Regions from separate parts of the Homo sapiens genome. Here all the other regions are linked to region 1. Evidence: read pairs that join two places in POLR2A ChIA-PET (ENCODE). Cell type or tissue: PC-9. All regions are shown on one strand.

The links. ChIA-PET counts read pairs that join two places held together with the same protein. Peaks named below come from ENCODE experiments on the same cell type or tissue, not always from the same donor. Only the 100,000 strongest peaks of a DNase experiment are listed, where the experiment ranks them.
Region 2: POLR2A ChIA-PET joins it to region 1 with 7 read pairs; 5 of 35 experiments call an interaction of 5 or more read pairs at or near these places.
Region 3: POLR2A ChIA-PET joins it to region 1 with 7 read pairs; 2 of 35 experiments call an interaction of 5 or more read pairs at or near these places.

Annotation. Positions count from the first base shown.
Region 1 is chr1:94,016,715-94,024,714 of GRCh38, forward strand. ABCA4 (ATP binding cassette subfamily A member 4) reads right to left here. Exons shown (of 50, transcript NM_000350.3): 32 at 6,672-6,704; 33 at 5,132-5,237; 34 at 4,926-5,000; 35 at 4,526-4,695; 36 at 2,868-3,045. Among named protein-coding and RNA genes, the nearest start is that of ABCA4, 100 kb to the right of the region's middle. RefSeq lists an enhancer at 4,032-5,231. In PC-9, CTCF peaks have their summits at 4,527 and 4,731; DNase peaks (open chromatin) are centred at 4,357, 4,687 and 5,987; H3K4me3 peaks cover 2,132 bases; H3K27ac peaks cover 4,664 bases.
Region 2 is chr1:93,898,622-93,906,621 of GRCh38, forward strand. It overlaps GCLM (glutamate-cysteine ligase modifier subunit), which reads right to left. Exons shown (of 7, transcript NM_002061.4): 2 at 5,902-5,967; 3 at 2,964-3,048. Among named protein-coding and RNA genes, the nearest start is that of GCLM, 6.8 kb to the right of the region's middle. In PC-9, no CTCF peak of the experiment used is centred here; a DNase peak (open chromatin) is centred at 7,330; H3K4me3 peaks cover 2,855 bases; H3K27ac peaks cover 4,704 bases.
Region 3 is chr1:92,788,730-92,796,729 of GRCh38, forward strand. It overlaps a transcript of EVI5 not described here. Among named protein-coding and RNA genes, the nearest start is that of EVI5, 7.6 kb to the left of the region's middle. In PC-9, no CTCF peak of the experiment used is centred here; no DNase peak of the experiment used is centred here.

The sequences.
Region 1 (8,000 bases):
TAGATAGAGGTGTGTGCATACCTGTGTGTGTACATCCATATCTTCCCTAGTTCTATCACTGAGAAGGCCTGGGACCAATGGTGCTCCAGAGGCAATGAACATATCTAGCACTCAGACCTTGGCTTCTGAGGGCCACTTCCCACTGGCAGGAACCAGGGCTTCTTGGGGAGAGGGTAGGAATGGGGATAATGGAAGGATGAGCCTGGAATATCTTGCTGTGCCATTGAGCATGGAGGAGGTCCAGGGGCATGAGGACCCAAGTCAAGACGATACAGAAGCCAGCTTCAACGGCCCCCCACTGACCACAGTGGGGATAATGTGAATATCAAAATAAATAATGATAGTCTTGGATCATAGTCCATTGATTAACACATGAACCATGACTGCATACAGAGATAAATAAATGGATGAATAAATGGAAAATTGTATAATGAATAGGATATTTATATATCTTTGAAGTGCCTCTACCTGAAATTTGTATTTATTATAAAGGGGAAAAGAGTAATTTTACAGTGAAGAAGCTCAGCAGACACCTTCTTAAGTGACCGAATTGAACATCATCAGTAACAGAGCAAATTGAAATCAGAAGCCACCTGATAGGATGCAGTGAGAACACAGCATCTGTTTGCTGATACTGCTGCCAAGATGCACACCCTCAACCTGGGCAAGAGGAAACCTCAGACAAGCTCAGACCAAGGGACATTCTGCAAAATAACCAGCCTGCAGTCCTCAAAGTGTCAAGACCATGAGTGTTAACAAAAGACTGTGGAACTCTTCCAGGCTGAACGAGACTAAAGAAACAGCACAATCAAATGTCATGCATGATTCTGAGCTAGATCCTTTTTTCTGAAAGACATCACTGGGGCAATGGGCGAAAGAGGAGTGGGGTGTGAGGATTAGGTGGTGATGACACATCAGTGCTGGTTTCCTCATGTTGACAGTTTGTGTTGTGGTTGTATGGGGTGTATCCTCGTTTGTAGGAAGTATACATCGGACGTGCTGAGGGGTGTGAGAGAGAGAGACAGGAAGAGAGAAATAAATGAGAAGGGGCATCTTGCTGAGAAGTTACTTTCAAATGACTAAGAAAAAAAGGTTTCAACTGTACTTGTGACTTTTCCATAAGTCTGTAACTGTTGCAAAATTTTAAAGTAAAGAAAAATAGATGACACATATAAGAATTTAAAACATCATATATGTGCTAAGTGAATTACATAAGCAATAATTGTTTGTTCCTTCATTCAACTTTTTTTTTGCCACTGGCTAATGGTGGTCCTAAGTTCCAAAATGATGGATCGCGGAGGTGAGATTCCAGGCCAGCTTTAAAATTCTGGAGCATCAGAAAGCCTGCTAACATGATGCCTACCATCTTCTACCCCTTCATTGGACTGCCAGCTAGTATCACCTCCCACCTCAGATGTCCACTCTATCCTAGCTACATCTCTCTCCATAGGCTCAGAGATCCCTGTAAGCGCACACGCGCGTGCGTGCACACATACACACACACAGAAACACGTGGGCCAGCCCCAAGTGTGTAAATTCTATTTCTTATCTTTTAAAAAAAGTAAAATTAAAAGCCTCCGCACTTTTCTAAGTAACTTTTCGGTACCGGTGGGCCTAGCTCCTTTTATATTAGCATCACAGGGCCAATGTGGTACCTGCAGTTGATGCTCTTATCCAAAGAAAGGCTTTCAGGTTCTGACCTCCTCCCCGTGCATTTATGAGTGTTTCCTCGTGTAGACAGAAGAGAGAGGAAATAATTTAGTTGCTACTGATAATCTCTGGTTTTGTATTGTTAAGTGATAGCTGCTTACTAAGCTGAGTAAGATAGAAATCATATCTTCAGGAATTCCAATATTCACCATCATTTTAAAAAACCATGGATGAGAAGGTCATTTGTGTTGGTCTCCATCAGTTGGTATATCTTATCATCACATGAAATGGAGGCTCATGTTGGTCTTAAAATGTTGAGATTTTACTACTCAAGACACCTAGAATAAATTGGGGTTGATGTCATAATGATCCCTGTTACATTATAACTAGGCCTTTACTACCAATTCCTTTGACCCTGCAGCCTGTAATAGGGTACGCTATCCTGACCCCTCCCTACCCCCACCAACCTTGGTTGTCAGGAAGGTGGTAGTGTGCTATTGATTTAATAAATATTTTTTCTTCATTTTTCCCTGTAGCGGTGGTTAATCTAATAAGTGAAGGTCTTATTATTTTGGCCACTGGCTGGGGTTGCCAGATTTGGCAAATAAAAATCTAGGATGCCTAGTGAAATTTGAGTTTCAGATAAACAACCAGGTTTTTTTTTTTTTTTTTTTTTTTTTTAGTGTAGATATGTCCTGTGCAATATTTGAAGTAGCATATGCTTATACTAAAAATTATTCATCATCTGAAATTAAATTTAACTGGGTGTCCTGTATTTATCTGGTGACCCTACCACAGGGAAAGTTTTACCTTTACCCTTTTGAAGGTGGGGCAGGATTTGAGAAGGGGACTTGGGGTGAAAGACCCCTTCATATTACCTTCTCAGCGCCAGACTGATGCCAGGAAGGCCAGACTCATGCCTGCGGTGCAGTGATTATTTGATGGGTCAGAAGACCCCTCAGTGCAGGACATAGAGAGCCCCCGTTCACCAGTTGTTAAGCTGCACCCCACAGCCTTTCCTAGCTTCGGGCTCCTAGTTCTGTGCCTTTCTGAGAAGATGTCAAGGGACAGCAGATACACAAGGCCCTTGGCCCAGTGCCTTTCAGCAGCCCTGGCACCGTGAGAACCCCTCCCCTCTTGGTCTGGTCCTTCAGAGCACACACAAGCTCCACCTTGGGCCCACGGAGGGGAGGGAGGCGCTGTAAACTGACACTTACGATGTCCCAGAGGAAGTTGGTCACCCAGTAGGTGGTGGGGCTCACTCCACTGATAAACTGGAGGTGCTTGGATTTGTTCACCCGCTCCTGGATCAAATAAAGGACAAAGCTGGCTGGGACGAAGGACATGGAGAAAATCACGCAGATGGCAACCACAGCATCCACTGAAGTGGTCAGCCTGCAGCAGGGCCAGAGACACAGGGAGAGGGCGATGAAGAGGGAAGAGCAGAAGGAGGAGAAGATACAAAGTCAGGCTTTGGGAAGGCCTTACACCCGCCCAGGTGTGGCCTCCAGGTTCCTCTTCTCTACCTTGAAGCTGTCACTCCACTAAACTGTCTTAATCCATATGGACCAAGGTTAAATGGGTATTTGCGGGTTGCCTTTCTATTTCATGTGAATATTTCTAGACAACCTTTCTTTTTATTATATTCTCTAATTATTTTTATGGTGTATAGAAATAGATGTTTATATTAATCTTATGTACTGCAATGCTCTCATTAGCTCTAATAATCTGTCTATAGAGTCTCTTGAATTTTCTATGTTGACAGACATACGGTCTGTGAGATTTATCTTTTGTTAATAATCATCTTGTTAAATCACATTTTCAAGAAGTACATCGTAACACAAGGAAATGTTCATGATGTAAATTTAAGTGAAAAGAGGGCAGGCAAGTTGTACAGGGACTTGGCTCTATTTATTCTTTCCTCGGACAAATAGAAGGCATCTGGCTGAGGGGTAAGTTGGGGCTAAAGCCAGCCTGAACTTTATGTACAAGCCATAACCCCTGGCATGGGACAGTGTCCACCTGCAGAAAAGAGCATTTTTACTAATTTCCACAAAGGTATCCTATGTGGTAGTCACTACCTTGATAAAACTACAGATCATATCATCCATACACGTAGTAAGCTTAGAACAAATGACTGGAAGGAGACACACGAAAGTGTGGCTGAGTGAGAATTAACAGAGGACAGTCTAGGGCCCTAGGGTGTCCAGAGGAAGACACCAAGGAGCCAAGGCCCAGGTTTTAGTGGATGACCCTGGGCATGTTCACTGGCACTCAGCGTGTGCTAGGATAGTAAAATCAGGACCCCACAACGTTGCTGAAGTTTGCACTAACAAAGGTGCTCCTACCAACCCCTCCTCCATGTAGGCCTCAAATAGAGTGAACATACTACAAAACGCACAAGGCCACTGTCTCCACTGGCTGAAACTGTGCAAGAAGAGCCTCAGCTTGAGGGTAGCAAAGCTCTGTCGACATCTCCAAAGTATGCTCTTCTGAGGAAATTCCTGGAATCTAAGATAATTACTCCGAGGGAGCTGAAAGGTTTACTGAACTTTGCCAGTTCCTGGCAGCTGCTTTGCACATAGCAAAGATAATAATTGTATAAGCTCCAGGAGCAACTTGCTATCAAAAGCCAAAAGGGAATGGAACCAAATGTAAACTTACTTGCCACATAAATGTTGGGGAGAAAGAATGACCAAGAGGTCTGGTATGTGAAGTGTGAGGCACTTATTTGAAAGTCGGATGTTCATATGTGCCTGACTAAACAGCATTACCATCCAAATCAGCACTTCGCGGTGGTGAGAATCCTCTCAGGATGTTCAAAGAGTGGAGAAGGTGACAAGAAAGTGGTGAGGCTGGGGCTGTGGTGGCTTACACTGTAATCTCTGAGAGCTGCTCCTTGGTCAGGTTCAGGGGTTGGCTAATGACGGTGATTCCATACTCCTCGGGGCTCCTGTCCTTAGGCAGGCTGGCCCGTAAGATGGCGTTGTGGGCCACATTGAGAAAGCTGACCAGGGCATGCCAGCCTTTGTTATTAAACCACACCTAGAGGGTGGAGAGGACATCTGAGACGCTGCACTAACAGCTAGTTAAAGCAGAAATCAGTGAAGGAAAGGAAATTTGAGAAGCAGGAAGGGTTTGGTAGCTGGAAGACATTCCTTGCTAGATTTCAGCAGGAGGAGGGATGGAATTTAATGAAGGTAGGAAAGTAAAAATAAAATAACCAGCTCAGGTAAATTTTTAGCTCCAGAGCAGATTATACATAGGTCAAGTACCTTAATGTTGTCTTCAGTTTCTAGATGTTTAAGGAAATCAGGTATTTCTTTAGAGGCCTCTCTAGTGATAGGGCCCTAAAAACCATGTAAACAAACAAACAAGACGGTTTTAATTTTTTTTTCCTGTTATCACTCATGAGAGTTTCTCATTCATGGTAGTTAAGCAAGTCAAAAATCCTACTCAAATCTCCAGTCTGTTTACATACCCCGCTCACATTCATGATCCGGCCAAGGTCGCTTAAAAACCCAACAAGTGCTTCCCCCGTGATGGGGACGACTGGGAGCTTTCCTCCAATGGAAATTCCTCCATACCTGACAAGGAAACAGGAAATCCTCAGACCAGGGCCACGAACTTCACGCCTACTAGTAGCTCTCTCGGGTTTTGTAGGGAAACATGAACTTTCGGGGGAATTGCCTGGACCAGCGAGCAACATGGCTCCACTTTACAAACCAGCTTTTAACTCTTTTCCCACTGCTGCTGCCTCCAGGAAGGAGTCCAAACCCTCATCCTGGCCTCTGAGGCCCTTCTGCATCTGGTCTGTGCCCCTCTCCAACTTCATCCTTCCTCAGCCCTTCCCTGGAGTGGCCTATTCTGGACATATCGAGTCACTTCCAGAGCTCCTCATGGCCCAGACTGCCTGCATGTCTCTGCCTTTGCATGGCTGCTAGCTCCCCTCGGCACCTTTCCCTTTTGGGAGCATCGAGCCAACTCCAGGTCCTCTTTCACATGTCACATGTCATCTCCTCCCATCCCAGCCAAGGACTCCTTTTCTGTGCCACCTCTGTGCTTTGCAGGTACTTCTAGCAGCACAGGACCCATCTTCATCCTGTCATCCCTACCTCTCGGGGCTTCTGTGCCTCACACCTGTTCAGGGAGGCCCTTAGCCTCTCCTGCCTGGACTTGTGCTCTGCTTCTTCACTGGCCCTGGGATCTATCTCCTGTACTGCCCTGGAAGTCTGAAGTGACTGTGTGGAAACACCAGTCTGAGTGCATCACTCCCTGGCCTCAAACCCTTCAAAGGCAGGGCAGAAGCCAAAGTCAACAGAACAGAATGAATTAGCTGGTTATACCAAGCAGAGGAGGAGCTCTTTCTCAGGGCCTTGAATCACTGCCTCACTCCTACTCTCTGTCTCAGCCGAGGCCCCACAGGTCCCTCTGGAGAGCAATCCTGAAAGCCAGATTTCATGTGTACGGTCTAGAATCTGCCCAGGAAAGCACATACATGTCAGCCCCGCACCTGTTCTGGAGGTGCAGTTCCTGAGGGAGGCTGGGAGGCAGCAGGCTCCTAGAGTCCCACTTGGTGAGGTTCTAAACCTCTGGAAATATTTCAACCTCCAGGATGCCTCAGGAATGGGGTGAGTCTGGGGCTGGCCCACACTCCCTGAAGCTTAAAAGGAATGGGCCAAGGAGTGTCCCGGGTTTAGGCTACAAGGCCCTCTTGTTGGAGTATTATAAACTGTTATATACTTGGAGGTTTTAGAAGCTTTTTTTGGGTGAGAATGCTCTGAAACGCCACATCAGGGAATGCCACCCCCACTTATGTCCTCCAAGAAGAGGCACCACTGAGTGTCTTCTGAGTCTGGGATGTCCCTAGCCACATATTCTTCAGGACGTGTCTTGTGACTTCCTGAGCACCTACAGAACAGCCCCTCCTCATGGCTGTGAGGTGTGCCTTTTAAAAGTGTGCAATTATTTCAACAATGAATCAATCTGAGATTTTAATTCTGATAAAAATAGTTTCTTACCTCTGTTCATTGACCCAGAATTTGCTCTTTAAGCTGAAAGCCAAAATAAAATAATGCAATGAATACCACAAGTACAGCAGTGCCGTTAACTTTCTTTCCCAAACATTCATTTTGAAGACTGAAGTCTCAGTCTTCAGGGGCATTTTTGCATTTTCCGATATCCAAGCAATGCGGAAGCCGCCCAGCCCTGGGACATTGCCTGAATACACATGCAGAGAAAGGACCTATGATTTCCCCCACTGGCTCTCCAAATCATATCCCGCATGCTGGACTTTCTGAGTGGTCCTGTTGTCAGGTCATATGTCAGGTCAATATGCCTGATCTGGACCCAGAACACACGGCAATGACCATGTCAGTGTGGAATGAAGGCTGCAGCCCTCCTGTCTTCCACCCTGCAAAAATGAGACTCTAACAACCACCTGCACACCTCGGGGGAGTTCCGACTCACTCCACAGCCCAAAGTTAAGGCACTGACATTCAGTCAATCAAGGGTAAAATGACAAAATGGGAAATGAACAGATGCCAACTCTGGACCCCAGAGCTCAATCCCATGAACTGTCATTGTCATCCACCTTTAAGCACACACGCACAAAATCCAAAATTTCATACTGGAGATTTGCTGCTGAGAACTCAGTTTGGGATGGTTGCTGTTTATTGCATTCTATTTATTCTGCTTTTATTTTGGGGCTTGGATGGCATTCTTTGTTTTGCTAAATGCTTTCACCATTTGCAGTGTGTTCTAGTTAATTAAGTCAATTTATCCCTCGTTCAGGGCTCTGGCAGGTGAAGCAACAGAAAGTCCTACTAAAGTTAGACAGGAGGTTTTATCTTAAAGCCCCAGAGCCTGTGCGGACTGGACCACGCTTCCTTAGGATCCTCTCTCCTGGCATGGCATGCCCCTGTCAAGCTGCTTGTTCTGATACGGGCTGCCAAAGCTGTTCCATCCTGGATGGGGCTGATAAGAACAGCTGGAGAGCCAAGAGAACTAGATATTTCTTGAAAAGTTCATTGGCATCTCAAAGGGCAGTGATCAAAGATGATAATTCACAGTTAGAATATGACAGCTGCAGTTGACCTGGCTCGCCCTGGCGTGTGCTGGACTCAGACACTGTCCCGCTGCCTCTTTCCCACCCTATCTTTTTCCTTTCTCTTTTTTGCCACTTACTTATTTTCTCTTTTTCTTCTACCTTTTCCCCTATACTCCTCCACCTCCCTCCAAATTTTTACTCTCTCTTTTAACTAGTTAAAATATGTGGCTGCATTTTTGAATAACTTCTATGGTCTTCTGATATAACTTTTAATAATACGTGGGTTAAAATTTAAGACTGC
Region 2 (8,000 bases), 120 kb before region 1:
GAATCACCACAATTTTTTTTTTTGAGACAGGGTCTCACTTTCATCCAGGCTGGAGTGCAGTGGTGCGATCACGGCTCACTGCAGCATCAACCTTCTGAGCTCAAGTGTTCCTTTCACCTCAGCCTCCCAAGTAGCTAGGACTACAGGCATGTACCAATACACCTGGCTAATTTTCATTTTTTTGTAGACACAGGGTCTCGATATGTTGCCCAGGGGCTCTTGAACTCCCGGTCTCAAACAATCTTCCCAAGGTGCTAGGATTACAGCACCACACCAGGCCAAGATTTTTTTTATCCTAATAGTCATGTGCTTACTGTAGAAATAACGAAGACCTATAAAAGCAGAAAGACCAAAAAGAATTGCCAGTCTCATCACCCAAATTACTGTTTAGATTTCTGTGTATTCTGTGGCTTTTTTTCCACTTAGGGGTGGCCTTGAACGTATTCTATGTTTTTAGTGTATAATTTTACATACTTTTTTTTTTTGAGACAGAGTCTCACTCTGTCGCCCAGTGGTGCCATCTTGGTTCATTGCAACCTCCTCCTGGGTTCAAGCAATTCTCATGCCTCAGCCACCCAAGTAGCTGGGATTATAGGCCTGCGCCACCATGCCTGGCTAATTTTTGTATTTTTAGTAGAGACGGGGTTTTGCCATGTTGTCCAGGCTGGTCTCGAACTCCTGGCCTCAAGTGATCCACCCGACTCGCCTCCCAAAGTGCTGGGATTACAGGCGTGAGCCACTGCGCCCAGCCAATTTTACATGCTCATTTTTTAATGGTTGAATATTATTTTGTAAATTTTGAAGAGTGTCATTTATTAAATGAGTTCTACTTATTGAACATTTAGGTTAGTAAATGTTCCAGTACTAGTTCCAGTTTTCTGTTTTCGCATATATAATGCCAAAACAAACATCTTAGTAACTTTTTATTCAGCATTATACTATATAATTTCCCAGGGATGAATTGTTAGAAATGTTATTATGAGTCAAAGCATGTGACGTTTTGTGTGAGTCTTATTATATTTTAAAAGATGTGTGCCAGTTTACCACACCACCACCAATTAACAATTGCTCTTCTAACAACATAGGATGCTATTATTAATTTTTTTTTAAAACTTAGTAGGTACAATGCATACCTACCCAAGACCACATTAATTGTCATTTCTTTGGTTACTAGGAAAGTTGAGTCATTTTCTATATTTGTAATATTGAGGTTTTGGTTTCATTCAAATTCAACTTTATATGTACATATTTACTTTATGTAAACTCACTGTTCAAAAAAATAAATGTATTCAATAGACAAACAGGTAGAGTAGCAGAAGAGCAACAAAAAAAATCAAAAGAGGAAATGGAGAAAAATAAGGCTAATGAAATACCCTTACATAAAGTGCTGACATTCGATATATGCAACACATTTTCTTCTACGTTTCTTATATGAGTCCCTTCCTTCCTACTGCTAGGTGATCTCCCTAAAAACACTGCTTCCCTGAGATTACTCCCTATTGAACAGCCATCCTAGCTTCTCTACTAGATGAGAGTCAGTATTTACTATTTTGGTCTAACTTTAGCCCCTATAACTCTATGAAAGCCCCCCCCAATACTATTTCTCTGTCCATGAATTTGTGCCATCTGAAATGGCCTCTTCTCTCTGAAGGATGAGGCTTTTTTGGATAGGTAGAAAGAGGAAAGCTCTTTATATGGGGAGAATTTTGATACCTATAAAAAAATCTCAAGCCCTCTAGGAACTGAGGACTTCTAAGAGACCCAAGATGGAACTAAATCATGAATTACAGTCAACCTCAGAAAGAATGTTGCTTTACGTCCTTTCCAACACAAACAGCAATGTGAAATTAACAGGAAAAAATGGGTTTTGGAGTTAGGCATACCTGAGTGGATTCCTGGTTCAACCACTTACTGGTTGTATGACAACCTTCAAGTTATTTAGTATCACTAATGCAATGCAGTAACAGACTTAACTTGCAGGATTGTCTTGAGAATTAAATGAGAAAATATAACCATAAAGTACCAAGCACAGTGCCTGGCACAAAGCAAGACTCAATAAATGGTAGTTACTATAATTAGATTAAAAAGAGACAATACCCTATCTCATCTTACATGTAATTTATTATTATTATCCATCTCAATAATAATAAAATAGCAACAACCACAATAATAACAACATGGTAGCAAATAATAGCTACCTAGAACTTACTTTGAGGCAAACACTGTGCTAAGTGCTTCTTTTGTTATTTCATCCAGTTTACAAAGAAGCCGGAGAAACAGGTACATCCCCATTTTATAGAAGAGAAAACTGAGACTCAGGGAGGTTAAAGTCTTTGTTAGCCCAACATTATACTAGCCTGTAATCTGCACACCCCGAAACTTCAAAGCTCAAGCTTTTAATGACTATGCTATGCTAATTGTAAGGTGAGGGCAGAGATGGCGCATCTTTTCATTTTTGTATTCCTTGAGTATAGTACAGTTTCTGGAATTTGTCACTTACTACATTTCCTGAATGGGTGTTACAGTATTTTCTTTCTCTTCATGTAACTTGCCCAGGTTTCTTTTTATATTCCCAGGTGACCTCACACATTGCTTACCAGTATCTTACCAGGAAGGGGGTGCTTATGCTTGCTTTGGGTGGATGCTGCTTCTAAGCCTTCCCTTTATCCTTTCCATCTCCTTCATCTTAATCTTTCTACTGCTCTGAAGTTTGACACATAAATTACATGACATGATGACATCATCATGAAGAACAGCAAGTTGAAGTTCTATTCTGACTCTTATATAATAGCCAGCACTGACCTCTTATAACTCCATCTTGGAGTTTAAGTAAAATTATGCTAAAAAAGAATTTCTGTATTTCCCACATTTAGTGTCTGAGCAAAGAAAGGCTTATTCTAATGCCTAACAAAATCTATCGCTTCCGCTATGTAACAAAATAAACAGAAAAGACTGGACTTTACCAGAAACTTTCATTTCTTCTCTTTCATCAGGATTTATCTTTTCTACTGCATGAGATACAGTGCATTCCAAGACATCTGGAAACTCCTATAATAAACACAATATTTAAAACAAATATAAAATTTAATGCTTCTGATTAATTATAAAATTTTCTATTATCCATAATGCCTTTTAGAATCAGAGAACCTATAAGACAACAGAGTTCTCTACCTGAGGTCTGGGTGGGCTTCACAAGGGTTGTAAAGCTCTGAAATAAAGGTAAAGTGGGGTGTGTGTGTGTGTTTGTGTGTGTGTATCTATTTTCTAGGAAAATGTATCTCATTTTGACCAGGTATTTAGAAAGAAGCATGATCAAAAAAATTAAAAATAAACAAGCAGTGGAGGGATATGTGAGGAGTTAGAAACAGTAGCACAGCAGATAATTTTACTCTAAAAAGAAACCAATGAAAATAATATCCACTCTAGATGACATAATAAACACGTTCTACATTAATTACAAGCATTTTCTTTTACTTTTTAATTTATTTGGATTTTAATGTTATTTGAACTTTAACCTGTAAGGGGATTTAGTTTTTGGGTTTTTTTGTTTGTTTGTTTTGTTTTGTTTTGTTTTGAGACAGAGTCTCGCTCTGTCGCCCAGGCTGGAGTGCAGTGGCACGATCTCGGCTCACTGCAAGCTCTGCCTCCCGGGTTCACGCCATTCCTCCTGCCTCAGTGTCCCGAGTAGCTGGGACTACAGGTGCACGCCGCCACGCCTGACTAATTTTTTGTATTTTTAGTAGAGACAGGGTTTCACCGTGTTAGCCAGGATGGTCTCGATCTCCTGACCTTGTGATCCGCCCACCTCGGCCTCCCAAAGTGCTGGGATTACAGGCATGAGCCACCGCGCCCAGCCTGTTTTTTTTTTTTTAAATATACTTTTTTTTTAGAGCAGTTTTAGGTTCACAAGAATATCAAGTAGAAGGTAGATTGAACAGATTTCTCATTCACTCCCTACACTCACATCCACACAGCCTCCCCCATTATCAACATACCCACCACAGTGGTATACATTTGTTACACTTGATGAACCTACATTGACATGTCATAATCACCCAAGTCCAGTTTATCTTAGGGTTTACTCTTGGTGCTGCATAGTTTATGGATTTAGAAAACCATATAATAACATGTATCCACCATTACAATATCATATGCAGTAGTTTCATTGACATACAAATCCTGTGCTCTGCCTATTCATCCCTCCGTCCCTGCTAACCCCTGGCAACAACTGATCTTTTTACTAGTTTTTTTTACTAGACTAGCAAAACTATAGTCTACATAGTTTTGTTTTTTCCAGAATATCAAATAGTTGATATCATACATTATGTAGCTTTTTCAGATTGGCTTCTTTTACTTAGAAATATGCATTCAAGTTTCCTCTATGTCTTTTCATGGCTTGATAGCTCATTTCTTTTAAGCACTGAATAATATTATATTGTCTGGATAGTTTATATATGCATTCATAATTTATATATACACTCGCCTACTGAAGAACATCTTGGTTGCTTCAAATTTTAGCAATTATGAATGGAGCTGCTATAAATATCCATGCATAGGTCTGTGTGTGGAAATAAGTTCTTAGCTTCTTTGGGTAGATACTAAGGAGCATAATTGCTGATTTTATGACAATAGTATATTTAGTTTTATAATCACAAGCATTTTATTCTTATTTATTTATTTATTTAATTTTATTATTATTATTTTTTTGAGACAGAGTCTCACTCTCTTGCTCAGGCTAGAGTGCAGTGGTGTGATCTCAGCTCACTGCAACCTCTGCCTCCCAGGTTCAAGTGATTCTCCTGCCTCAGCCTCCCGAGTAGCTGGGATTACAGGCGGGTACCACCACGCCTGGCTTTTTTTTTTTTTTTGTATTTTTAGTAGACATGGGGTTTCGCCATGTTGGCCAGACTGGTCTCAAACTCCTGACCTCAGGTGATCTACCTGCTTTAGCCTCCCAAAGTGCTGGGATTATAGGCGTGAGCCACTGCGCCCAGCCTGTAATCACAAGCATTGTAAACCAAAACTTTTTTTTTCCTGAGTGCAGCAGAAAAAAGCAAAGGCTATTTGAATGTATTTTAATGAATAATTTACAAGGATAATGAGAAAATATTAGTACATATAAATCAGATACATATTAACTTACATTTACAATATCATACAAAGTAAACGGCAAAGGCTTTCCCATGATTCTTGAGCACTTTCACAGCACGTATCAGGGGTTCAGTAAGTGTTTACAAGTCAAGCATAAGTAGAATAAACAGTCATTTCAGAGAAACAGAGATTGATTTAAAAAAAACCATAACTCAATGTCTATATAGTAGCTATAGAGTTACATGGTTGCAGTATGCCCAGGGGAACCAGTATTTCCAGCACATGTCCTTTTCCATACTTTTAAAGTAGCCTAAGTAATGTGCTGTGAGCCTTTGACTGAGTTGGATTTCAAAATGTGTTTTAGGGTTTTGAACATTAACATTTATGATAGTAGCCATATACTGACATTTAGTGGAACACAGTTCCTTATTGTTTCATCAGAAACTGACATTTGAAAAATTACTTCTAGTGATGTTGAGTCTACTAAAGCAATCTACCAATCACAATTGATAATCATTCCTCTCCTAGACCAAATATAAACTGAAATAAAACACTGATAGTGAGGAAACCATGGTGAGAATTAAGCATGAGAATCCTAGTATCTTGTCTGGTTAAAGAGTTGCCTACGGTCTAGATTTTCTGTTTTATGCATAAGCCTACTGGATCAGAGTGCCGTCTCAGCAAATCAACCACAGAGAGTTTATGGCTAATTGCCTATTTGACTTCCCTCACAAAACTGAAGAAATTAACTTCCTGTTTACTTTACTTCCTTTTTGACCTGCATGATTTTTGCATTCACATTTCACTTACCCTGACCAAATCTGGGTTGATTTGGGAACTCCATTCATTCAAGGTTTTTTGGATACAATCATGAAGCTGCAAAAGGAATGCATTTTGAAACTGTTAATCAAAGTCTATATACTTTTCTGTACTTCTACAATAAGAATATATTAATTTGATAAGCAGGAAAAAAAAGATAGCAACAGGAAATACCATACAAACCCCAATTTTAATCCTACAAGGTTTTTGTTTCCTTCAACATACATAAATTCAGGCCTGTTTTCATCCTACTCTTGTTTCTCAAATGTTCTTGAACTAAAGAAGTTGTCTAATTACTTTAAAGCTTTTTTTGTACCAGTGAAAATTTAAGCTAACTGTTGAGACACAAAAGCATTCATAGGCCAGGTATAGTGGCTCATGCCTGTAATCCCAGCACTTTGGGAGGCTGAGGGGGGCAAATCACTTGAGGTCAGGAGTTCAAGACCAGCCTGGCCAACATGGTGAAACCCTGTCTCTACTAAAAATACAAAAATCATGTGGGCCTAGTAGTGCAAGCCTGTAGTAGCTACTCGGGTGGCTGAGGCAGGACAATTTTGCTTGAACCCAGGAGGTGGAGGTTATAGTGTGCTGAGATGATGCCATTTCATTCCAGCCTGGGCAACAGAGCAAGACTCTATTTCCAAAAAAAAAAAAAAAAAAAGGCATTCATAAAGAAACAAAAATAAGGTTTATAAACAAAGGAACTTGGAGTCAAGCCCAGGCTGTCTGACTAGAATTCATATCACAACTATGCTACATTTCTCAAAGACAAACAAATTAAATTATTAGAGAATAAGTGTGGCTGGTAAATCCTACCTCAGATTCACCTGTGCTGTTTATTAAAATTTCAGACTCCTGAGCCTAATCCTAGACCCACTGAATCATTCTCCAAGAGCAGTTTGGACTTTCATTTTAACAAGCATCCTAAGGAGAGTACTTTATCTACGTACTCTAAAGTCTGAGAACCACCAGGATAGACATATCTTGCAGAACTCAACTTGTATGACACTCCAGAAGTCATTTCGTAACATTTAGGTGCACCTCTAACCTATCTTCCATGTTTTCTTAGATAAACAAAAAAAAATTTATACAAATATTATAGTATGTTGTAAATTAATTCAAACATACTTTATTAAAGTGTATTTCAGACTTATTTGATAGTAGTCCAAAGTAAGACATACATTCACATAGTGAGCAAAGACCTATATACATATAATGGAACAAAACAGTCATAAAGCGGTATTTATGCTCACAACATGCCAGGCACTCTAATGGCTTCCAATATATTAATTAGAAAAAATATACTGGTCCATGACTCACTGAACTGATTTATGACCACTAATGGGCCAAACCTGGCAATCTGAAATCACTGCCTTATTAGATAACCAAGGACACAGTGTTTTGCATTCTTCTGTGGGCAATCAATGAAAACACAAATGAGTAACTAGAGGCAAGCCCCTGAATTGCAAAAGCACTTTCCTAATAGAAACAGCAGACACTAAACTTCTGAACTATCTGAACTATGACTGCTTATGATAAAAACTGATACAATCACTTTACTACGTATATCTTAGTACACATGATTACAAGAGATAACTGGTTTATCAATTTAAGGGCACAGAACTACCTATGTTAAGATTTACAATCCATAATAATAATTTACATGCTAGTCACAACAATTCACTTGAATTCAAATTATAAGGTCTAGATCTTTATGTAAAGCATATTTATAATCAAATTTAAGTCAGTGGATGAAAAGGAGTTGATAATCATTCCAGATACAATTATAAGTCATAGTATTTTCTTAAAAATTAGTAAAAATGGAAGGAGCAGAACCAACTAGAGGTTAAAAATTCTATCGGAAGTGCTTTGGCTCAAATCGTGGGATAATTCTAAGAAATTTCCCTCTGGAAGGATGGCTCATTTGCACACTTGAGGCTTTCCTGATGAATTCCTCAATTCAGGAAGGTAAGTCTATTTTTATAGTATTCACCCTCTTCTTGAAACCATTTCTTTAATTAATCTTGGATTCTGCAAAATGTCAGGACAAATAATAAAACAGTCTAATGTTACAATTACGTAGGAAATTC
Region 3 (8,000 bases), 1.2 Mb before region 1:
CTTGCAGTGAGCCGAGATCGCGCCACTGCTCTCCAGCCTGGGCAACAGAGCAAGACTCTGTCTCAACAGCAACAACAACAACAAAAAAAACCCCATAAAAATTAAATAAAATTTTAAAATCTAATAGCTAACACCTGGTTGAGCACTCAACATGTATGGGTATTGGCTAAGGCTGTATACATACACTATTTCGTTTAATCCTCATATTGTCCTCATGGGGTAGGTATTATTATCATAACCCCCTTGCATATGAAGAAGCTGAAATTTAATAAATACCAAATAACTTACCTCAATTTATACCCCTGGAAAGTGGTGGCAGAGTTTTTAACACAGTCAGTTGAATGCCAGAAGTGGTTAAACATTAGGCCCTGTAGCACTTCTCTGAAATTGTAATATTTTGGTTTATATACATTACTCATCTACTAGATCGAGAGCTTCACAATGATTGAAATCCTGTTTTGTCTTTTTGTTTGTTTGAGGTTTGTGGTTTCATTTTATTTTATTAATTTAAAAGACTGGGTCTCACTATGTTGCTCAGGCTGGACTTGGACTCCTGAATTCAAGCCATCCTCCTGCCTCAGCTTCTTCTTCTTTTTTTTTTCTCGCTCCGTCGCCCAGGCTGGAGTGCAGTGGCAAGATCTTGACTCACTGCAAGCTCTGCCTCCTGGGTTCACGCCATTCTCCTGCCTCAGCCTCCCGAGCAGCTGGGACTACAGGCGCCTGCCACCACACCTGGCTAATTTTTTGTATTTTTAGTAGAAACGGGGTTTCACCATGTTAGCCAGGACGGTCTCAATCTCCTGACCTTGTGATCCGCCCACCTCAGCCTCCCAAAGTGCTGAGATTACAGGCATGAACCACCGCGCCTGGCCTTCAGATAGTTTTATTTGCGGTAAATTCAGTGAGCAATTCAAAGTTTTCTATGTTCTGATACTGTACAGCCTTAGCATTGATTTGGGTCACTGTCTGGGAGGGGAACCCCTCTAAACTTGGCAAGGGTTAAACCCTGGAACACCGTGCTCTAAACTGCCAAAGGTGTTTAAGTCAGTCATGTTAGCTCCATTGTTCACAGAAAGGAAATGCAAGGGAGACAGTCCTCTGAAAGGCAAAAAACAACCCAAGGTACAAAGAAGGAACTCACCAGAGAAGTCAAACCCACTGTGAACAATATTCCTCCCTCACCCTGGGAGCTTTTTAGAGAACTAGACCATCTCAGTTACATTCTAGGTTTGCACTGTCCAATACAGCAACCACTAGAGATACTAGCAACATGTGACTATTTACATTTAAACTTAAATTAAGCCAGGCATGGTGGCTCATGCCTGTAATCCCAGCACTTTGGGAGGCCAAGACAGGAGGATCACTTGAGGCCAAGAGTTTGAGGCCAGCCTGAGCAACATAGTCAGACCCTATCTGTACAAAAATAAAAATAAAAAAATTAGCTAGGTATGTTGGCACAACTGTAGCTATTCTGGAGACTGAAGTGGGAGGGTCACTTGAGCCCAAGAGGTGGAGGTTGCAGTGAGTTAAGATCACACCCCTGCACTCCAGCCTGTGTGCCAGAGTGGGGCCCTGTCTCAAAAATAAATAAACTTAAAAGTTCAGTTTCATAGTCACACTCACATAGTTCAAGTGCTCAATAATAGCACATGTGGCTAGTGGCTACTGTCTGACAGCACAAATATAGAACATTTCCACTCATCAGAAAGTCCTATTGGTAGCACTATTAAAGAAAAAGGAGACATAACACTCCATTTCAACTCCTACTAATGTTCAAAACTGGTTTTTTTTTTTGGTTTTTTTTTTTAAATGAAGGCTCACAATGAAATAGTGACAGCTATTCATTACTAGGCTCATTACTTTCTACAATATGAATCTGAAAGGTACTCAAATAAAAAGCTATGGCCTCCATGCACTGGAGTTATAAGAATAGCTTTAACTTAGCAGGGCATGGTGGCGTGCACCTGTAGTCCCAGCAACTAGGGAGGCTAAGGTGGGAAGATCACTTGAGCCCAGGAGGTGGAGGTTGCAGTGAGCTGACATCACGCCAATGCACTGCACTGCACCCTGGGCAACAGAGCAAGATCCTGTCTCAAAAAAAAAAAAAAGGAAAGAATAGCTTTAACCTCACCACTTTACCACTTTACCTCCACCGTATGCATTCTTTAGAAGACTCTGACATCATCTTAGGAAAGAACATTATTAAGAGACACACAATTCTGTTTATCTCTTGATACTTGTGCACAGGTGGAGACTAGATCTGCCATGACTATGGGAAAGAACAAGCTCTCTGGATCTACAGCTCAGACATCATTTCTATATGTGATACTACACATTAACACTGTCAGCCCAAAAAACTTTCGAAATTGAGTCACCAGAATGGGACATCAATAGTGTGCCAGTTTCTAGCCTACCCACCAAAAGGAGAAATTCATTCATTTCTTGACTTTGCAAAATACTTGTTTTAAAGCAAGAGAAAATTTGGTGGAACTAGAGGTAGTAACTCCACTTAAACTATCCAATTATCTAGGAACTAGTAACTTCTACATTCATGCAAGTGACTAGACTGTGACCTAAAATTTCAAGTGTTCTTGCCAAAAACGTGATCAACCCCTTTGAGCTCTTCAAGCTCCAATCTTCTCATTCATAAACTGGAGATAATAATATCTACTTAAGCACTGAAGTGACAGTTAAGTGGAATAATATATGCCATGTGTATAACAAATATTCAAAAATAATAGCTATTGTAATTGCTATTTTCCAAAGCCACAAAACACCAATGTGCAAAAACAAAAAGACAAATAAAAAAGACTGAATTAGAAGAATCCTGATTTTGACACCTGCTAATAGTCTGGCTTTTAACCTCTGTAAGCTTCAGTCTCTTCATCAAGCAAATAAAAATAAGAGTCCCAATCATAGATGCGACGTGAGATGTGTTTTGATTTCGTGTGAAATTGTCTAATTAAAGCCAGGTACAAACATTAGCTAATGTTAATTAGCAGTTTCTCCCACCTCCACCAAAAAAAAAAAAAGGATGAGGTGAGGAAACTATTTTAGGAACATGATACTTTACAGAAAAATTTATGTAGCTTTTATTATGAACTGTGTTCCCAAACACGACGGGAGGCAACACTTCTGAAATCATTGAGAGGCCATGCAACCATCAACACTGTCACCAAATAGAGTTTGTGAACAAATGCTATGGTAACCAGTCATTTTCTTCTTCTCCATATGAGAAATGTGAAGCCCATACAGACATGCTAGGTCTCCTCTGTGAATGTGTATATTCAAAGAAACGTAAACAGCAGCCAATTACAGCTAGGAGAGAATTGCGGCAAGTGTTGAATTACAAAAAGCCAATTACTAAAATACCTTTCTTGCAGGTATGGAATTAAACCTAACACTTCATAAATTTTGTTCATCACTCGAATGGCTGCAGTACAATGAGATAACAGTCTTAAAATAAAACTGAAGAAATGTTAACAAGCTGTTCCTGTGTTTTGAAGATTAAGCGAAATATACAAATCCTAACTCAATAACAAATTACTTTCTGTTACAGCAATTACATTTTTATAAGTTTTAATATAAAATCAAACATCGTTTTACACATTTACCTGTTTCCCACTAGGGTTTCTAAAGGCAGCAGTCATTTTGTTGGTAACCATGATAAGCAGAGAAGACAGAGAGACTGGGGATTTGAATTGAATTTATAGCTGACTCATAGGCAGTGTTAACAAAGACATTGCCACTGGGATCCACCCATTTAACACCCTTTCAGTTCCACCTTATACACTTGTTAGGTAGTAGGGAGCTGGGAATGTGGAGGATTAGGAATGCTGAAACCAAAGCCTTTTTGTCTTAGGTATGCTAATTGATTTTGGTTTTTCATTCCTTCTTTCCTTCTTTTCTCCCCTTCCTCCCTCCCTTCCTTCCTTCCTTCCCTCTTCCATCTTCCTTCTTCTGTCCCTCCTTCCTTCCTTCTATGACTTATCTCAGAATGACGTTACAATTGTTATTGTGTTTGAGTGCCGACGCTGAGGCATTGGCTAGAAACTTCTATAATTAGGTGTTTTCTGACACTAGACAAAATTATTAATTTGGTAGAACTTTCCTCTTTGTCTTTTTTTTTTTTTTTCTCATTCTTTACCTGAGGTTTTGGAATTCTGCAGGCTATGTTGTGTTCTATTAATGGATATTGCAGTTTGTTACTCAGAGGCTATTGAGAGTTTACTATGCAGTACAGAAGCAAGTGATATAGCTTGTGAGAGGTACCTAAATAGAGAGAAAGCCACTTCTCCAATTCTTTTCTAGGAGATCTGATATATTGGTTTTAAAGGATTACCTCTCTCATGATGGCTCCCATTTTGTTTCATTTTTTAAAGACAGGGTCTCGCTATGTTTCTCAGGCTGGCCTTGAACTCCTAGGCTCCAGTGACCCTCCTGCCTCAGCCTCCTGAATGGCTGGGACTGTAGGTGAACACCCCCAAGTTGCTGATGGCTTATGCTTTTAAAGCACTTACCATAGCTGGGCACTGTGGAAGCGCTTTTCATCTATCATCTCACTTAATCTTTATCATAATCCTATTGTTATCCCCATTTACAAGTGAATCCCCAAGCCAGTCGCCAAGAATGCTGAATTTATTTACTCCTTCATTTATTCACAAATATATTAAAATTATTCAACTATGTCAGCTACTTTCCTAAGAGGAAGGACAGTAACTAACATTTTCAGCTCCTACAGCATGTCAGAAATAATGTTATGTGCTTCCACATGACACAACTATTATTTGGCCCATTTAAAAGACAGGGAAGCTATGCCTGGTCCAAAGTCACATTGTTAGTAGAAGGAAAAAGCAAAAATGCAACCATGAGTCTCTCTTGACTACAAAACCTATATCATTTGGAGCTACAAAAATGTGGTACCTGTGTTCACATTCTAGTGTAAGAATGTGTAGTCTAGTATAGAAGACAAACATATGAACAAGTAAATGAACAATAACATTATATGTTCTGTTGTACCAAGATATAATGGTGGGAACATAGAGAAAGGGGAGTACCTAGCATGGCTGAGTTGTACTATTTTTATTGTCAATACCCCCTTCCATCTTTTTCCATTAACAGGTATAGATGCCTGACTCAAACAAAGCCAGTCACATTACCTTAACTCCCTGATCATACTGATTGATTCAAGGGGTTATGCCTGGGAGAATCCTGCCCTGGGGTTTTTCAAACCAGAGCTGGAAAAGTAAAAGCCCTGTGCCCTCTCATTATAAAGCTCTAAGGATGAAACTCTAAGGAGATCCTGGCTATACTCAGAGAAGCTAAATGAGATGGAGAATATCCTGAGGATATTAAAATCCCCGGTTCCAGTAATCCTGCCTTTCCTAAGCCTTTGCTGTTCTAATCTTTCTTTAATGCTGTGACCACCCCCATAACCTTCAAAGGAAGGAGAGAAGGAGGAAGGGAAAAAGGAAAGAAGGAAGGACTCATGTACTTATCAAACTTTTTTTTAACATATTGTACCAGGCATTGTTCTAGGCACTGGAAATATGTACAGGTGGTAGCCATTCTGATTTGACCCTGAGTGATCCTTGCTTTTGACCCCCAGTGATCCTCTTTGCCTGGTATTCATTTATGTATCCATGTGTAATCCCTCCTACATCGAATAAGGCTTGTCTGTGTGACCAATAAAATATGGCAAAAGTGACCAATTATGGCTGGGTGTAGTGGCTCATGCCTGTAATCCCAGGACTTTGGGAGGCCAAGGCAGGTGGATCACCTGAGGTCAGGAGTTCCAGACCAGCCTGACCAATATGGTGAAACCCCATCTCTACTAAAAACACAAAAATCAGCCGGGCATAGTGGTGTGCCCCTGTAGTTCCAGCTACTAGGGAGGATGAGACAGGATAATTGCTTGCACCTGGGAGGTGGAGCTTGCAGTGAACCGAGGTCACGCCACTGAACTCCAGCCTGGGCGACAGAGCGAGACTCTGTCTCAAGAAAAAAAAAAAAAAGTGACCAATTATAACCTTTGAGACTAGGTTATTGCACTTTTTGCCTTGTTTTCTTAAATTGCATGCTTTAGGGGAAGCCAGCCACCATGTGTGAACAGCTCTGTGAAGGAAAAGAACTAAGGCCTCCCATCAACATTCAGGACCAACTTGACAGCCATGCCAATGAGCCACCTCAAAAGCAAATCTTTCAGCCCCAGTCAAGCCTTCAGATTACTTCAGTACCAGCTCACATCAGACTGAATCTCATGAAAAACCAAAAGTCAGAACCAGTCAGCAAGCTGCTGCTAAATTCCTATTACATAGAAACTGTGAATGCACCATTGCATTCTAGCCTAGGCAACAGAGTGAGACCCTGTCTCAAATTTAAAAAGGGTAGGGGGTAGCAAAGAACTTGAACATTTCTCCAAAGAAGATATGCAATGAGCACGTGAAAAGATGCACCGCGTTATTAGTGATTAGGGACAAGCAAATCAAAACCAAATGATACACCACTTCACACTTACTAGAACGCTGTTATGAAAAAAGCAGAAAATTACAAATGTTGGTGAGATGTGGAGAAATGTAAACCCTTGTGCATTGCTGGTGGGAATGTAAACTGATACAGCCACTGTGGAAAACAGTTTGGCAGTTCCTCAAGTTAAAAATAGAATTACCATATGATTCAGTAATTCCACTCCAAGCTGAAAGAATTTAAAACAGGAGCTCAAATAGATACTTCTTCACCAATATTCATAGCAGCACTATTTACAATAGCCAAAAGGGGGAAACAATCCAAATGTCTATCAAAAAATAAATGGATAAAGAAAAAGTGACACACTGAGGTCAGGAGTTCGAGACCAGCCTGGCCAACACAGTGAAACCCTGTCTCTACTAAAAATACAAAAAAATTAGCCAGGCGTGGTGGCAGGCACCTGTAATCCCAGCTACTCAAGAGGCTGAGGCAGGAGAATCGCTTAAACCCTGGAGGCGGAGATTGCAGTAAGCCAAGATCGCACCACTGCACTCCTGCCTGGGTGACAAAGCTAGACTCAGTCTCAAAAGAAAAAAAAAAGAAAATGTGATACAATTAAATATATTATTCAGGCATACAGAGGAATGAAGTTCTGCTACATGCTATAACATGAATGAGCCTTGAAAACATTATGGTAAGTGAAATAAATCCATCGTGAAAGGACAAATATTATATTCTTCCACTTATATGAGGTATCTAGAGTAGTCAAATTCATAAAGAGAGAAAGTAAAATGGTGATTACTAAGGTCTGGGGGAACAGGGAATGAGGAGTTAGTGCTTAATGGACAGTTTCTGGTGGGGCAATAAAAGAGTTTTGCAACTAAGTAGTGATGGTGGTTATCAATACTGTAAATATACTTAATGCCACCGAATTATACACCTAAATATGGTTAAATCAGCAAACTTCAGGTTATGTATATTTTTCCACAAAATATACATTAAAAATATATCTATGAACAAAATATACATGAAAAAAGAAAATGATACCTTCTGGGAATTTAGATCATCTTGGAAAAGAAAAATAAAATAGAAAAATAATCTTGATTTGACTTAGTCGAAAAAATAAGTTGAACACATTAATAAATACATATATAATATATATGATATGAGATGGTATGAGTGAAGGAGAAAGGGAGTATGAAGAAAGGTTATTACAAATTTATTTTATTTTATTGAGACAGGATCTGACTGTGTTGCCCAAGGTGGAATGAGATCAGAGCTCACTGCAGCCTCAACCTCCTGGATTCAAGCAATCCTCCCATCTCAGCCCCCAAGTATCTGAGACTACAGGCACATGCTACCATGCCCAGCTAACTTTTATTTTTCATTTGTTTGGGTTTTTTTATTTTTTGGGTTTTTGTTGTTGTTGTTGTTTGTTTGTTTGGTAGAGACAGGGTTTCACCATGTTGCCCAGGCTGGTCTAGAACTCCTGAGCTCAAGTGATCCAACTGCCTCAGCCTCCCAAAGTGCTGAGA